Regions from separate parts of the Homo sapiens genome. Here region 2 is linked to region 1. A link is a loop called in an ENCODE intact Hi-C map of the cell type or tissue named here. Cell type or tissue: endothelial cell of umbilical vein. All regions are shown on one strand. Each heading gives the region's core, and the rest is flanking DNA. Links, peaks and the distances in the headings are about the cores only.

The links. A loop is a pair of places that touch in the nucleus more often than their neighbours do. Peaks named below come from ENCODE experiments on the same cell type or tissue, not always from the same donor. Only the 100,000 strongest peaks of a DNase experiment are listed, where the experiment ranks them.
Region 2: it touches region 1 in a loop (3-fold over the local background); 3 of 110 quality-filtered maps call a loop at or near these places.

The regions. Positions count from the first base shown.
Region 1 is chr4:176,784,980-176,793,716 of GRCh38, reverse strand. It overlaps VEGFC (vascular endothelial growth factor C), which reads left to right and starts at 795. Exons shown (of 7, transcript NM_005429.5): 1 at 795-1,552. The coding sequence starts at 1,406. In endothelial cell of umbilical vein, for the core only: a CTCF peak has its summit at 3,661; DNase peaks (open chromatin) are centred at 746, 1,786 and 3,496; H3K4me3 peaks cover 2,161 bases; H3K27ac peaks cover 2,747 bases.
Region 2 is chr4:177,123,967-177,132,703 of GRCh38, reverse strand. No RefSeq gene overlaps it. Among named protein-coding and RNA genes, the nearest start is that of NEIL3, 180 kb to the left of the region's middle. In endothelial cell of umbilical vein, for the core only: no CTCF peak of the experiment used is centred there; a DNase peak (open chromatin) is centred at 4,323; H3K27ac peaks cover 1,561 bases.

The DNA of each region.
Region 1 (8,737 bases), core at 430-8,429:
CCAGTGCTTTTCCAATGGGGAAATGCAGTCACTTTTCTTTGGATGCTACACATCCTTTCTGGAATATGTCTCACACACATCTCTCTTTATCACCCCCTTTTTCAAGTAAACCAACTTCTTGCAGAAGCTGACAATGTGTCTCTTTACTCTCCACGAAGATTCTGGCCCTTCTCTTCACCTGTCAGAAGTTTAGGATTCCAAAGGGATCATTAGCATCCATCCCAACAGCCTGCACTGCATCCTGAGAACTGCGGTTCTTGGATCATCAGGCAACTTTCAACTACACAGACCAAGGGAGAGAGGGGACCCCTCCGAGGTCCCATAGGGTTCTCTGACATAGTGATGACCTTTTCTTGGAACTTTTACAACCCCCAGGACATTTCCAAACTTTGAGCAGGGCTCTGGGGGCCAGGCGTGCGGGAGGGAGGACAAGAACTCGGGAGTGGCCGAGGATAAAGCGGGGGCTCCCTCCACCCCACGGTGCCCAGTTTCTCCCCGCTGCACGTGGTCCAGGGTGGTCGCATCACCTCTAAAGCCGGTCCCGCCAACCGCCAGCCCCGGGACTGAACTTGCCCCTCCGGCCGCCCGCTCCCCGCAGGGGACAGGGGCGGGGAGGGAGAGATCCAGAGGGGGGCCGGGGGAGGTGGGGCCGCCGGGGAGGAGGCGAGGGAAACGGGGAGCTCCAGGGAGACGGCTTCCGAGGGAGAGTGAGAGGGGAGGGCAGCCCGGGCTCGGCACGCTCCCTCCCTCGGCCGCTTTCTCTCACATAAGCGCAGGCAGAGGGCGCGTCAGTCATGCCCTGCCCCTGCGCCCGCCGCCGCCGCCGCCGCCGCTCAGCCCGGCGCGCTCTGGAGGATCCTGCGCCGCGGCGCTCCCGGGCCCCGCCGCCGCCAGCCGCCCCGCCGCCCTCCTCCCGCCCCCGGCACCGCCGCCAGCGCCCCCGCCGCAGCGCCCGCGGCCCGGCTCCTCTCACTTCGGGGAAGGGGAGGGAGGAGGGGGACGAGGGCTCTGGCGGGTTTGGAGGGGCTGAACATCGCGGGGTGTTCTGGTGTCCCCCGCCCCGCCTCTCCAAAAAGCTACACCGACGCGGACCGCGGCGGCGTCCTCCCTCGCCCTCGCTTCACCTCGCGGGCTCCGAATGCGGGGAGCTCGGATGTCCGGTTTCCTGTGAGGCTTTTACCTGACACCCGCCGCCTTTCCCCGGCACTGGCTGGGAGGGCGCCCTGCAAAGTTGGGAACGCGGAGCCCCGGACCCGCTCCCGCCGCCTCCGGCTCGCCCAGGGGGGGTCGCCGGGAGGAGCCCGGGGGAGAGGGACCAGGAGGGGCCCGCGGCCTCGCAGGGGCGCCCGCGCCCCCACCCCTGCCCCCGCCAGCGGACCGGTCCCCCACCCCCGGTCCTTCCACCATGCACTTGCTGGGCTTCTTCTCTGTGGCGTGTTCTCTGCTCGCCGCTGCGCTGCTCCCGGGTCCTCGCGAGGCGCCCGCCGCCGCCGCCGCCTTCGAGTCCGGACTCGACCTCTCGGACGCGGAGCCCGACGCGGGCGAGGCCACGGTAGGTCTGCGTTAGGGTTTGCGGAGAACCCGAGAGTTTGCGTTAGGGTCTGCGGCGGACCCGAGAACCTGCGCGGGGGAAAGTGTGTGTGCTTTAAGCTTGTGTACGTGGGATCCAAAGTTACTGAGCTCAGTGCACGCTGCTTTGGAGAAAAATCTTCTTCTTTTTAAATAGAAAGTTGTTACTAGAGAGGCAAGCAAGTTACACGAGTGAAGGGCCCGGAGAGGTGCCCAGTGAGAGATCCCGAAATCTATTTCAGACTGGTTTCCTCTGGGGCAACCAAGGGGTCTTGAACCCTGCCCAGTCAGCGGGGCTCTGGAGAGTATGAGTTCATTTTGGTCGGGAAATGCTCGTTTCTTTCCCCAGCTGATTCATGGGACTCCAAACAGATTCTGGGACACTGGTGATCAGTCAACCCAGCCTTACTTTCCTGGAGTGTTCATAGTCTGCAGAGCACCAGGCGCTGTGAGCGACTTTAGAAAAAAAGTGTCAGGGACTTTAGTAACCAGGCTCCAGAGCTTTCAGAGTTCACTTGAAGTTGGTCAGACTTGAGATGTAACGGGAGATTAGAGTCAGTTAGATCACAATCAAGCAATGCAAGGCTTGTTTCAACTTTATAAGCTCTTCATTCCTAAAATCTGGTCATGAGATACTGCAAACTAAGTTTTTTTTTTTCTTGTTTGGGTTTTTTGTTTGTTTTGTTTTCTTTTAAATAAGAGGTGTTTAATCCTTTGCCTGAAAATGTTGCCAAAATACTTTTGAGGCATCCTGATTTTGAAAAAGGATTTGTGTGTGTTCCTACTTCTTACTGGCTCTTCCAAAAGAGTATATCTTTATCTAAAAAGTTCATACCTGCCATAACCATATAGAGTATGCTTAAGAGAGTTCCTAAAGAAGTTATATTCGACATTTCAGTTCAAACACTTGCAGTACCCCTTGCTGGAACTATACTGCGGTAGTTTATTTCAACTGGTGGCAAGTGGAGAGGTACCTGTGGTGTGTTACAGTCAACTTTAATTTGACTGTTGATTAACACATACACAATGTGTAGAAAATAGCCTTATATTTTGAAATATTTTATTTATATTTATATTTTGAAATACACTTAAAGATTGAGAAGACTAATTTTTGGAAATCAAACTACCTTTGCATTTAAATTTTGGGAAAACATTAAAATGTTGGAATGTGTAATAATTTAATATAGGGGTTAAAGGAATGCCTCTTGAGTAAAAACAATATACATGAAATAGAACAGACTGCATTCTGTGAATCACAAAAATAATTTTCAGTGCCTATACTTACATTGCCGTAACTATAGTGATGAAAATATCTTTCTGTTCTTAAATACCGCAGAAATGTAATAATCGGCTCAATAACGCTTCTGATAATTTGAGTCCTTGATTTTGCAGTACCTATTTGCTATTTCTGCAAAGTCAAAACTAGTAAAAGTATGATTTAGTAAGGCAACATCTCTGTATTGGTTACGGTCACTTACTTTGGTTTACAGTAAGAAAATGTGCAGTAGAGAGTAAAATGAGAAACATTCCCTGATAAGCCAATAGCCTGTATGAGAGTCACTCACTGCTGGGTGAGTCTAGAATTAATGTACCTTGAGTGTGTGTGTGTGTGTGTTTACGTGTGTTATGTATAGGTATGGGATTGGAGGATTAAAAAAGTTAACTTATTTTTAACTTTCAAAAGTGTCTTCGTTGGTGATGTAAAATTTGCCATTGGTGATATGGCAAATTTTACCATTGCTGTGAAAATCACTATGCATTTTTGTTTGCAAATGTCGCTTTTCATATTTAACCATTTTTATATTCTGTATGGTGAATATGGGTTAGTATTCTGCATGTGATGTGGGTTCCTTTCCTATGTGATGAAACATCATTTCCCATATGAAACATCATCTCTGAGTTCCATAGACCACAAAGCAGTATTTCATTGCTCCATTAAAGTGTCGTTCCCCAGTGGGTGAATAGAGCCTTGACAGGGCATGTGTCATTAATGCATTCAGTGAAACTGCTGTGTCCTTGCTATGAAACATGTCACACAACTGCCAAGAAACTGATATGAAGACTCTATGTCTCTCCCTAGTGGCCTGTACAAGCACCACATTTAGATTTAAGCACTAGAGAAGAACTGGGGAGAAATCAATTGTTAATTTTCTATAACTACATGAACCCCAAGAAAATATTTCAGAAGGTAAACAGAAGATGCTAAATATCTATAATCCCAATAGATGCAATGTTTTCATAACTTTCACCTAGGAACTTTTTTAATATTTAAAAAATCAAAAATAGCACACAAACTATGAACCAAGGTTAGCCATCCAGCCCTTCAGCCCACCCGTAAAGCCATGCAAAAGATTGTAGGTAAAAATCACAAATAGAATGAAGATCTCCTTATTCCTCGACTTATATTTGCATTTACTGGATTCCTATTTCTAGTTATTTGTGGTTGCATGACTTACTGAAAAGTCTTAAAATGTTTCTCTGAAGGATGTTAACACAAACAAGACAGTGTCAAAAAAGTAAGGCAGGCAAAAGTAAAATTAACTGGACATGATGGGAACAAAAGAGAATAGCAAGTCTGAAGCTGTTCTATTTACAATTTTTCTTATAGTATATGATTATGTTTGTCAACATCTACTCTTATAAGAGATTTCTGACATTCCTCTGAGTGATGCTACTTATATGAGGTTTTAGATATAGAAAGTTCAATTCATCTTTCATTTTGATTTCCACTCCATTATAGTCTTCTGAACTATGAATATCTGATTGATAGCTATTTATTCACAAGACAGTTATCAAAATTGCTTCATAGAAAGCAGTTAATTACTGATCTTAGTGGCATATGTCTAAGACCCGTAGATCTCTAATCCTGTCCTTTTCAGTTGAGTTGAGAAAGACGGAGGGTAGTGGATTTAGATTTCATTTTGGACTTCCAGTTCTGGTTCCGGTTCCTCTTGAGAGGAAGGTCCTGGCCTCCTAGTTATCTCCATGTGTCCAACCCAGAATGCTGTTTCTCAGCTCTTGCTGGGGTTTTCACCAACAGAGGAACTGGCGTGAGACTAATGAAGGTTTCCCGAATCCCTGGGACTGTGCTTGCCTGCTTGCCTTTGGCAGTCCTGGGGTTGTTATTGAGAGTAGGAGTTTATAATCATTATCTGTGATGTTCATAACGTGTGTTAAGCACTTCGCAAAGAGCTTTGCAAGTTAGTTTTGTTTTTCACTACACCTCCATAATATGGACATTATTTTATTTCATTAAGGATGATGAACCCAAGATCTGAATGACTTAACCAGGAAAAAGAATAGATGTTTTTTTCCTTTTTTTCTTTTAAAAAAAGTTTTATGGCATATACCAACAGTCCCCGACTTAGAATGGTTCTATTTAGGACTTTTGGACTTTACAATGGTGCAAAGTCGATAGACATTCAGTAGAAACCATACTTCAAGGTTTGAATTTTGATCTTTTCCTGGGCTAATAATATGCAGTAAAATACTTTCTCTGGATGCTGGACAATGGAAGTGAGCTGTGACCAGTCAGCCATGTGATCGTGAGAGTAAACAACAGGTACTCTACTGTATATTAAATATATTTTCAACTCAGGAGGAATTTGTCAGGATGTAGCCCCATCGTAAATCGAGAAGCATGTATGTTTTAGAGAAATGTGGTAATGGGTTTGGGCCTTTGGGCCTGTGATTCAGACTCCTTTCAGCCCCTCTGCTGGTCTCCTTTGGCACACTATAGCAGCGTGCAGGAAGGCAGAGAAAAGCACTGCGTGTGACTTTGCAGTTAGGGGCACCTTGTTGCATTTATTTAGGTCCTAATTCCCCACAACGGGACAAACGGAAATAAACCCAGACTTTCTTCCAGGCTTTACCACATGGTGTTCGTTTGACTAAAGATAAATTATAAATGACCTAATCCATGGTAATATTATAAGAACGACTGCTTAACTGGAGGCTTAACAAGATTTTCTGACAAACGGTTTTTCAAAGTTGTGCTCAAGTAACTTCAGTGAAAGATTGTGATTTTACCTCTGCCAAATGACCTTTCACAAATAAGTGGATTTGGAAAGAACAAATTTAAGTTGGCAGAAGCGTTATACTTCCTCTGACTTCTGAGCATATATTGTTTCACCTTTCACCAGTTACATTATTCCTTGTAGATGTGCATTTTATAAATACTATATGGGTCTACCTTTTGTTACAAACACATATTTGTATGTACAGATTTGTATAAATTGTGGATTAAGTTATCATTGATTTTTCTCATTAGAAAAAACAGATATAGCAGAGAACTTTAAACAAGGAGAGATGCTGATGAGTTTGAGTTATAGTGTAATTATAAAATTTACTATAAATATTTTAGGTTTGTGTAATTGTTTTTCTGAAACTTACTAGTGTAAATTTTTGGGGTGGCTTCTTTCCTCGGTTGATTAATTTTTTTTTTCAGAGTTTATGTTTAACCATGAGAAAGCAGAGACTGTTTTTATTTAATTTGCTTTATTGGGCATCCATCATGGAATTAATCAAATTGTACATTAAATGCTTTGTCAGTGGATTAGTACTGTTTCCTTATACTGCTCGCGCCCTAGTGGCTTTCAGGTGTTAGGAGTTATCCACGATAGTTTTTTTTCCAATTTTGAAATCCAAAAACTCATTTTCTTTTTCTTTCTTTCCTTTTTTTTTTTTTTTTTGAGACAGGGTCATGCTCTATTGCCCAGGCTGGAGTGCAGTGGCATGATGTTGGCTCACTGCAACCTCTGCCTCGTGGGTTCAAGCGATTCTCGTGCCTCAGCCTCCCAAGTAGCTGGAATTACAGGCATGTGCCACTAGAGCAGGCTAATTTTTGTATTTTTCATAGAGAGAGGGTTTTGTCTTGTAGGCGAAGCTGGTTTCAAACTCCTGACTTCAGGTGATCCACTTGATCTCCTAAAGTGCTGGGATTACAGGCATGAGCCACTGCGCCCGGCCCCAAAAGCTAATTTTCTTAAATTATTTGGTGCTATAATCCTGATCTGAACTGACATAAGGCTATTTATAGTCATTATTATCTAATTTAAATATTTCTAATCTTCACTGGGAAAATAGTAATGTATTTATTTACATGATGCTGCCATCAGTCCTGCTTGTTTTTGGGGTGTGAGTATTAATATGTCTATGCACTTGGTTTCCAGAAAAATTCCAGGTTCAGAGACTCTTGCAGTCTCCAGGCATTTTGGATAAGCAGATGGATTGTAGCCCTGTTCCACAGGCCTTCCTCCATTGCTTTATTGCCTTGGGGCTGCCTGGAAGAGGCAGGGAAAGGTAATCCAGGAATTCAAGAAAGAAGCCATGTGGATGCTCCTAATTCCTTTTTACCCATTAGTACCAGGTTTATTTGCTCTTTAATCTACTTCAACTCATGTTAATCAGTTCTTACTAGTGGCAGCTTCAGTTCTAAGCAGGAAATTACAGTTCAGTGTGTGATGCAAAAAATGTAGAGTGAGTGATCTTGTCTATAACAAGCTTATAATCATTTTGGAGAAAATAAATTTACTCATTAAAAATACTACAAGTGAATTAAACTATAAATCCAGACCATGTAAGTGGTTTTGTAAGAGAGTCTTGTGAGTTACCACCAGTTGTTGGCTAGCCTTCTGGGAGTTGCATGGGCAGGCCTGGGAAAGGTGGAATGATATGAGACCCAATGTTAAAAATGAGTAGATGCTAATTACAGAAATGGGGGAGAGAGGGATGTTTTGAATATTGAAGAATGACAGCAAAGTACAGAGGAAGTAAAGGTCAGGGATATTTGGGGAACTAGAAGCAAACCCTTTGGTGCAAAAGTCAAGAGCTTTAAGGGAAACTGAAGGGAGCATGGTGGGAAGTGTGAAAACCAAAGAGAAAGTCTGAGTTTGAGTTGAAAGCAGCAGGAGCCAATGAAGATTCTTTAGTGGTATGCTGAAAGTGAGGTTTTTAAGGAGCTTAACCTGGCATTGTTGCACAGAAGTGTCTAAGAAAGCTGACCAGAAGCTTCTCAGAAGCTTCTCAGAAGCCATTTTCAACTGCAGGGTTTCTTAAAGTGTCTGGCAGTGACTCTGCCTTTCTCATTACAGTGGCCACCCATATATGGTATTCGAACTCCTCTATATGCTCCTGATTGCTGGCGATGATAGTGGTGATTACTTTTGACTTACTGTAGGCACCCATCATTGTGCTATCTGGATACATTTACAAAAGTATAGAAATAGACATCTCTGCCATTATGGTTTGCATTCCAAACGAAGCAAGCAGTGTAAACAGTGGTCATGCTTAGATACACATACACAGAACCCCCCACACACATATTCATGCATACACCGCTTAATAGTTCTTCAGACTGCCAAGTGTGACTTACGTGTTCTTTCTTGCATGGTTAAGAATTTGTAGACAGTTCATTGAAATAGAATATTTAGACAATCAGAAGTGTACAAGATTAGAATCTCTATATTTGCACACACATTTATTTGTAGGTCAGTGGGCAATTGAAAAAAAAGAGAAGGAGAGAACCCTAAAGTGTCCTGGAAATTCCTGCTTTTTAAAATCTGCTAAAAATGAGACCAGAAAGGTGGGAGTGGGGATGTGAGGAGGTGGGTAAACTACCAAATAAACAATATAAATACTTTGGCTGTTCTTATAAAAGGTTTTTTTAAATATGGTGGAATAATTTACTCAAACTCAAGAGATGCCACCTACTAGAGAAAGGACATACTGAAAGAGGAAATATTCAAATGCACAACTTTGTGTAAAAGGTAATACTTACAAGTTTAAAAGACTCACTTCTAAAGAAGTTTGGCTTCAACCTGTCCTCATTTGGACAGGTGGAAAGATGTATATTTTGGGGTAGACCAGAAAGATGTGGTTTGACTTCTATAGTTGAAAGGTTTCTATTTAGACATTTATTTTGTAATTTAATTTACCTAAAACTTCATCCCTAAATTACCATTTTCTCTTACTTTTATGCAATAGTAAAGTATGCAGTCATAAGTGATAAAGGCTGGGATCAAAGCTAGCTATTTTGCTAACTGCAGAACCTATGCACTCTGTTTACACTGCCTGTGATAGCGCCTGGAAGAACTCACTGCCAATATTTCTGCTTGTTTCAGTCACATAACTGTTGCTTGTGTCAGTGACGTAACTTGTTTAGAGATGC
Region 2 (8,737 bases), core at 202-8,201, 340 kb before region 1:
ATTTCATTATTTTTTTAAATGGCATGGACATATTCTAGTGTATTTACCAAGAAAAAAAATTTAAAATATCAAACATGATATCCATTTAGCTTTTAGGTACGCTAGGTAAATGTCCTTACAGAAGTAGTTTAAAAACTTTTCTTCCATAAAATAGAAACTATATTTACACCAAATATCACAGCTCAGAATCATACTCTTGCTTTTTACACATGACCAGTGCTCAGCCACTGTAGACACTACCTGATTTTTCGTGATATTCGGGCTGGTAGCTTTTATCTCACCTTCTTTCTCTCTACTTTCTTCTTTCTTTTCTATTTCTTCCCCATCACTTACTCAAGAGTTAAATCTTTTCCATTCTTAATCCATGTGATAAATAATAAATTAGCATAAAAATCTTTAAAATGCAGATTTGATATAATAGGGGAAATGAAAGGCAAATTCTAATGAAAACTTCCCAGAGAAAAATAATTAGAAAATATTATAGTTAAAGTAAATAAGAGGTGTACAGGGGACAAAGAACAACAGGGTACAGAATGACAAAGGACAAGCCCCTGATCCAGCCAATGATGGAAACCCAAGAAGGTTGGTACAGCTGGAAACCTGAAGCTGGCCTAGAGAGGGAGAGGCTAATGCACTCATCTAGTCCCTGAGGACTGAGAGGTTTCTCTGAGTCTGATGTTGTCAAAATCAAATCATAAACCCTCCATGGGTCAAGTCTTTCTGTGGTTTCCTTCTCTCCACTCTATAAATATTATTTCTATCCCTTCCAACCAATGATGATGATGACCACAATGAACCATACCAATCTGCCCACTTATTTCTCCATATTCCTTCTTATGTAAGGTCTGGGCAGATTGCTCACCTTGTTCAACTTCTCAACTCACTGGAATCAGGTTTCTCCCCCATAGCCTTAGGAAAAGATTGTTTCCTCCACCCAAAATACAATTATCTTCATTTCACATGGCTGACTTCTGCTCATTATTCAGGACCCTTATTCAAAGGTCCTTCCTAGCTGCCTGTATGAGAGTGGCTGCCCCCATTATGCCCTCCTTCAGCACCCTCTTTATTCTTCTTGTAGCACTTATCAAAGTTTGTGAATAATTTATTTTTTCTTGACATATTTTTAATTCTCCCTCCCTTCACAAAATTTTAAATTTTATGGGAATAAGAATATTTGTTTTGTTCATTACAACATATTTAACATATTTAAGGCCTGGCATATTGTACATTTCTGGATCACTGAGCAGAATGGTCTGAGAGTGATCCTGAGTCCTTGCTCTCCATTGCCACCCACGTTTCTCCTAGTGGATTCTCATGGAGCCAGCGGTTTCTATTCTCTGACAGGAAAGACTGAACGATGTTATGGGCCCTCAAAAACCCAGAAGCATTTAGCTTTGGTCTTCTCAGACGACACTTGTCATCTGCTGGCCCCAATTCCCAATTGCCCACCACCATGCGACCTTCGATTAAATTATTTTAAATTGCTCTGTTTAAAATTGAATTTTAAATTTAATTTAAAGGTAACAAAATTGCTATTATTCAGCATAACAAATCTGGTAGAAGTATGTATATTAACAATGATGATGTTCTACCTTTCAGTATTTTTCAGTGTCAGGTTTCCTTTGACCTCATATCAGTGTCTCAGTAGAATCCATTTCATCCACAACTTTCCTCTCAGAAACCTTAGTTTATGGACTTGAACATATATATAAACTCATCATGATTTACTCCATTCAGATTTATTTATTCTGTAATGAATTGGAGACCTTTTCCACAGACCTATCTTATTTACATATGTATATGTTGTATTCAGCCACTTTTATTATCAATTATTTTTTCTTAAAGCTATTTTAGGATTAGAACAGAGAAAGAATAAGTGCAGGGAGAGGGATCAAGATGGCTGACTAGATGCAAGTAGTATGTACCTCCTCTGTGGAGAGGAACCAGAATAATTAATGGATACTCACATTTTAAACAGATTGTCTAGAAGAGAATCCTAGGATTCACTAGAGAAGAGACAGGAAGCCCAAGAGTAAGAAAGAAGAGTGTTCAAGGCAGCCTGCCTGGCCAGGGACTGACTGAGAGCGGGAAAATGGCTCCTGGAGGCAGGGAAACAGTAATGGAGAAACCCCCAAGGTTCCACAGTCTTGGCTACAGGAGAAACCCTCAACCCATGAGGTCTTTAGGCCTGACATATGGAGGTAGCTAAAGGTTGTTCAGAGACATTGCTCCACAAAGGGAATGTACATGTAATCTCACAGGTATTTGAGCCTTTGTTCTAGCAGCCTCCGCTAGGCATCATTTTGAGGGATGGATACCAGGGATCTCCAGACATGGCAGCTGCTGCTTTTGTGAGGCTTCAAAAAGGGAGAAGGGAGGTTGAGATTGGGTGCTCCTATGCACCCAAGGAGGGTCCCTTGCAATCTCCTGTGGACTGCTGTTGAGATGGAGATGTGAGCAGATCATATTCTCCAAAGTTTCTTGCCTGTGCTGCTTGCCTGAGATGGGCACCATCCTTTCTGGTTTCTAGCCCACAGCTGGCACCATTTTGAAAATTTAACACTGGGCTGTGCCTCACCCTCAGGCCGAGTTTGAGGTAACAGAGCTGCAGCTGCCACCTAACTGGGGAGGGAAAGGGAAGAGCAAACTCTCCGAAGCACACTTAGGACAATACCCACCACTCTTGCTACTCATGACTGTGGGACTACAGACTAGCCCACTTAACACACCTCAGCTTCCAGCAACACCAACATGGGCCACTTGTATCCCAGTGGGCTGCTCTACTGCTGCTCCTGCCATCACCCACAATGAACCAGTTGCCCAGGCATCTGAGAACCCACACACCCATCTGGCCTACCGCTCCCACTACTAGCTTCTAAGAAAGCCACCCAGAGTCCCAAGAATCAGCCCTCTTTAACCGACTAACATCAGAGCCAGTGTAAGTTGCTCTGGGGCCTAAAAACAGGCAAACTCACCCTACTGCCGTCACCACCAGGGCCCAAAGACTGGCTTAGCTGGTGTCCAAGTCCCCAGCAAAACTTCACCAAAACCTCAACTAGTAACTGTACCCTAAGCTACCAAGGAAATCACAGATACCACTGAACCTTTGTACTGCTGAAGAAGTCATACAAAGATAACACTACCACAGACACCCAAAATCAAAGCAAAAGTATCTTAACCCACAGCATACATACATCTTCAGGAAAAAAAAATTATCTCCTACAAAAGCAATTTCAAAAAATTGGAACAAGCGAATGTTACACCAGATGTGCAGATATCAATGGAAGGACACAGGAAACATGAAGAAGCAGGGAAATATGACACCACTAAAGGACCACAAAGATTGTCTAGCAATAGACCCCAATCAAAAAGAATTCCTTGAAATGCCAAATAAAAGATTCAAAATACTGATTTTAAAGCTTAGTGAGATTCAAGAAAAATCTGAAAACAAACTAAAGAAATCAGAATCTCAATTCAGAATGTGAATGAGAAATTTACCAAGAAGAAAGATACTTTTTTAAAAAAAGCAGAGATTCTGAAACTAAAATAATTCATTGAAGGAAATATAAAATATATCTGAAAGCTTCAATAATAGGTTAGATGAAGTAAAAGAAAGAATCTCAAAACATGAAGACAGGTCTTTTAAAATAATTTTAAAATAAGACAAAAATAATTAAAAAGAATGAATAAAGCCTTTGAGATGTCTGGGACTACATAAAATGAGCAAATTTATGAATGATCAGTACTCCCAAGGGTGAGGAGGTATCAAAAAGTATAGAAAATCTGTTTAAGAAAATAATTGATGACAACTTCCCAAGTCTATCAACAGAGTTAGCCATCCAGATCCAGAAGATCCAATGATCCCCACGAAAATACACTGCAAAAAGGACTACATCATGGCATATTATATTCAGAATGTCTAACGTCAAAGTTAAATAAAGAATTTTAAAATTAGCAAGAGGAAAACATCTAGTCACCTATACTGCTTTTTACAACCCCATCAGATGAACAGCTGACTTTTCAGCAGAAACCTCACAGGCCAGAAGAAAATTGGGTGTCATTTTTCAAAGTGGTGAACTATAAAAAAGAAAAAACAAAACTTTAAGTCAAGAATTGTATATTCCACCAGAATAAGTTTCATACATGAAGGAAAGATAAAGTCTTTCCCAGACAAGTGAATGCTAAGGAAATTAGTCACCACTAGACTGGTTCTACAGGAAATGCTTGAAGGAGACTTAAACGTGGCAATGAAAGGTTGATATTTACCATCACAAAAACACATAGAAATAAAGAAATGTAGTGAGATCAATTAGGAAGACTTAAGTGAGTATGAAAAATATGTAAACTAGTAGGAATGAAGATCATGACACTATTTTGAGATGTGTAACAGAAGTAGAATGATCAGACCGTGGCAACAAGATGTGGATTGTCAGAGGAAAGGGGAAGTAAAACTTGTGTGGTGTCCTAACTGCAGTAGAATGTAATGAAAAATAAGAGGATTGTTTTCCTGAAAAAAAAATTGATGTTTGGTACTTGTTTGTGGATGTAGGTAGAAAAGACACAATTGAATTAAGTCATTCGTTATACCAGTATATTTTGTTAGGGTCTTTCAGGTTTTGAGGAACAGAAGTAAACTTAGGTCAGCTTAGATAATAGAATTTTATTCTAAGGATGTGATTGAAATTTAGGAAAATAGGAACTAGAATGTTTTTCTCAATATGTAGGCACATTAGCAACCAGTTTCTAATTCTCTCCACAGCAGGTCTATTCTCTTACCTTTAATAGTGGTACACTTTTGTGATGAGTCACTTGTTCCTTCCCTTTGGTTTCAATGTTCTTTTCATCACTGAATAAATTTTTCTTCTCCTGTCTGTTGTTTTTGCTTAATTCCATGGCTATGGATACTAATAGCTTTTGCTATTGATTCTAAAATCTCAAGACACCTTCTTATCACCTCTACTCTGTGGATCTTTTGGTTGGTTCTAGTCCCAACTACTGACTCATTTTTTCAGGCATTCAGTATGACTTTTAGCATTCTTTTATTCCACAGCTATTAAACATCAGTCATTAGATATCAAATTTTATAAAAACACTGTCCTTCATGAATAAGCATTTTTTTTTCAGAAATACCTTTAATTACATGGGAGAGTATAATTTTTGAAATCTAATTGTACACTTGAATTTGTTCAATGACATAAAATAGCAGAAATACCTTTAATTATATGGTAGACTATAGTTTCTGGAATCTAACTGTATACTTGAATTTGTCTAATGACATAAAATGGTTTTACTGAGGAAATAAAATGCATCCTTTAACAAACATCCATTGAGAATCTGCTCTATGTCAGCATACAATGTACCGAGACACAAGGGAGAAGAAAATGCTAATTTAAAATTGATCAGACAGGTCATAAACGTAAGTAGGTAATTATAATACAGTAATGTAAATGTGAAAATCAATGTACAAATTAACATTTGAGGGAGTACAAAAGAAGAATTGACTATGTATATGGGGGAAAAGGAGGAAGTTACAAAGGTGTTGGTATTTGAGCTTTCGAAAGTGACTAGAAGGAAAGAGACATCACAGGCCATGCAACGTCCAGTAGATTATGAGCCATTCTCTTTTATTATTACCTCGTTGATATAAATAATTACTTCTTTATGGGACCAATTATCCTTCCACATGATGTAAAGAAACAAACTCTTTTGAGGATAAATAATATGGGAAAATGACAGATAAATGTCATAACTTTGTATGCCACTATATAAAATATTCCTCCTTATATTCTTGAGTCTATAGTTATTTTTGGTGACAAAATTATACAGTGCCTCTAGATGGAAATATCAGTTAAGTATATCATTTTAGCATCCTCATAAGCAGTTGATAATGTAAGCTGCTTGGCTATTCCCTAGTTTTACACCAGCAAATATGAGAGAAATAATTTAGTGATTCACAGATATTTCTATCCCGGACATGAATTTATAACTTCTTAGAAGACTATTCATTTGTTTGAAACTCTTCTGAGGCACCATATAAATTAGATTTTAAATGCATTATTTTTGGAGTCTCCTTTTCAAAATCTCCTTTTACCAAATTTAAGACTTGTCAGCTTTTTGTCTTGTTAAAACTTATCAAAACTAAAAAAATAACTATTGAGAACTTTTTAATGCAATGGACTTATGTAATTGTTAGAATATTAAAGTCTGGAGGTTGAGATTAGGTAAGAAATTGTTTGCTAAAAATCAAATCTGATTCAAGAATGAATTTTACAAGGAACATAGAGTCTTTTAAAAACAGTCCCATAACGGTACAATGAAAACCTTTTCAATTCACCAGTGAGCTTTCTGTCTCACCCTTTCTGAGGCAAGTTTTTCAAACAATTCAACTGTTCTCCCTTGTATCACAAAAATGTCAGATGAGTTATAAGGAAGAGAGTAGGCCCATTAGAGATATTTATTGAAGCCTTTGCCATATGTGATCTTGCAGTGCAAGGGAAAGCTTCTTTTGTATCTTCTGAGATCCCAGACTTCCACCTAGATTCTGCATGTTTAACCATGCTTCAATTTTAGTCTGTGGAAGAAAATATTTTTTCTATTTAACACAGTGGGAACATTCTTCTATTACTTAAGGTAATACTAGCTACCATAATACATGAACCACAAATTCTCAGTAATTTAAAACAAGAGAAGTAGACTTCGTATTTATATAAAGTCCAATGTGTATTCACGATGGCAGGCAACCCCCTCCAAGCAGTGGTTCCAGGATCCAGGCTTGTTTCATCTTGTGGTGCCACAGTATTCAACATGTGGCTTCCTGAGTTATCATGCACATTGCTATCAAGCCAGGAAATGAGACAGAGCATGGAAAAGCACAAGTGAGGGATTTTTAAAGGACTAGGTCTGGAAGTTATGCCTATCAGTGTCTCCCACATTCTATTGGCTGGGACTTAGTCACATGGCCACACCTAACTATAAAAGAAGATGGATAAAATATTGTCATGCTACATCCTCAAAAAAAGAGACGTAATGGATTTGTTGAGCAATCTGCCAGTATCTTCCAGAATCTCTTTCTAGGCTCTTTCTTGTCTTAAAATTTTTTGCTCATGCACAATCTAAAACAATTTGGAAAGTCTTTATATTCCTACACTCTTTGGAATGGCTTCTAAAGTTTTTTTCTAATGTCCTTCCTTTAGTTTTATTAAAAATAGTGAATTTGAACAACTTAAATTTTAATAGATAAGCTTCTGATTGAGAGTCATTTTCTTTCTCAACATGTATGCCAGTATTTTGAGTAAGATTTACTATAAGTGAGCGAGTCACTCATTCATTCACTCATAGTTTCAGCAAATCTTTATTAAATAATGCCTACTCTGCACCATGAATTATTCTGGAAAGTGGAGATAATTAGTGAGTAAAAGATATAAAGACCCTTTTCTCACAGAGCTTACATTAAACTGAATAAGACAGAAAGTTATAAAAAAAACCCAGATCTAATAAATGTGATAATTGTAACATATAGAATAAAATGGTAAATGAAATAGAAATAGGAAAAAATAGAGAAGAGCAAGGTGGGGGTTCAAAACTGTGCTGTCAGGGAGGATAATTATATTTTTATAAATTATATTTTTAAAAAGAGTCTTAAACTTTATTGAGTATGTGACATTTGAACAGATGGAGATGCTTCCTGGGGAAGGGAGTTTCAAGCAGAGAAAGCAGCCTATAGATAGACGCTAAGGTGTGATCATGTCTAGCATGTTGGAGAAGCAACATGCGGGACAATGTGACTGGAGAGCAGTGAGAAAAATGAAGATAATACGAGAAGAGGGAGGTCACAGAGTCAATGATGGGGAGTTCACATTTTGAAAGAGGTTTGAACTTTTGAAAGAGGTTAAGAAACTGGAATGCAAATGGATTTCTTTAAAACTCCTTGAAAAAACTATGTACCATGGGGATAATTTGAATAAAATTGAATAATATTTTTAAACTGTGCAGCATGTGTTGCGAATAACAAATATTTTATCGTATTATTCACTTTCTATTTTGATAGATGCAGGACATTTACAGGGAAAATGACTAGTGTTTATGACTTCTGAATGTTCTTGTTGAGAGTTAGTGTCCAGAGCTTGGGATCCAAGAATGTGGAAAGTTGATCTGAGTTTCCCTGTCCTAACCTGGACTTTAACAGGCTCCTGCTCTGCTTGTACTGGGGGCGGGTAGGCATCTGCTCTCCTGCTCTTCCCCCCATGGTAGGCCTCCTCTGCCTGGAAATGTTGAAGAATCTATGTGTGCAATTTGCTGATAACGGTGAACTTAAGAGAAGTTTATTCTTATTCTTCCTTACCTGTTTGAAGAAATTATCCTCAGAGATTCTCCTCTTGACTCAGATCTGTTTCATTCTATCCTGTGCAGGTTGCCATGAATCCTTCTTATTTCAAAATGGAGAGGAAAGAGAGGGAGGGAGGGAGCAGGAGAAAGAAAGAAGGTGGAGGAAGAGGGAGTGAGAGAGAGGGAAGTGGAGAGAGGGAGAGGGGTAGACAAAAGGGAGAGAAAGGAGAGGAAGAAAAAAGACAAGATCCAAAGGGATCTATCTCTCAGTTCATTCATCTTTCCTAAGTGCACAGCAAATAAGTTTATATATACAAATCTTCCCAGGAGCCTTACAATACCCTAAACAGACAAGCAAAAACCTGAATAAACATGTCTGTAGCTTAAACCAGAAAATTCCCAAGTTAAACAT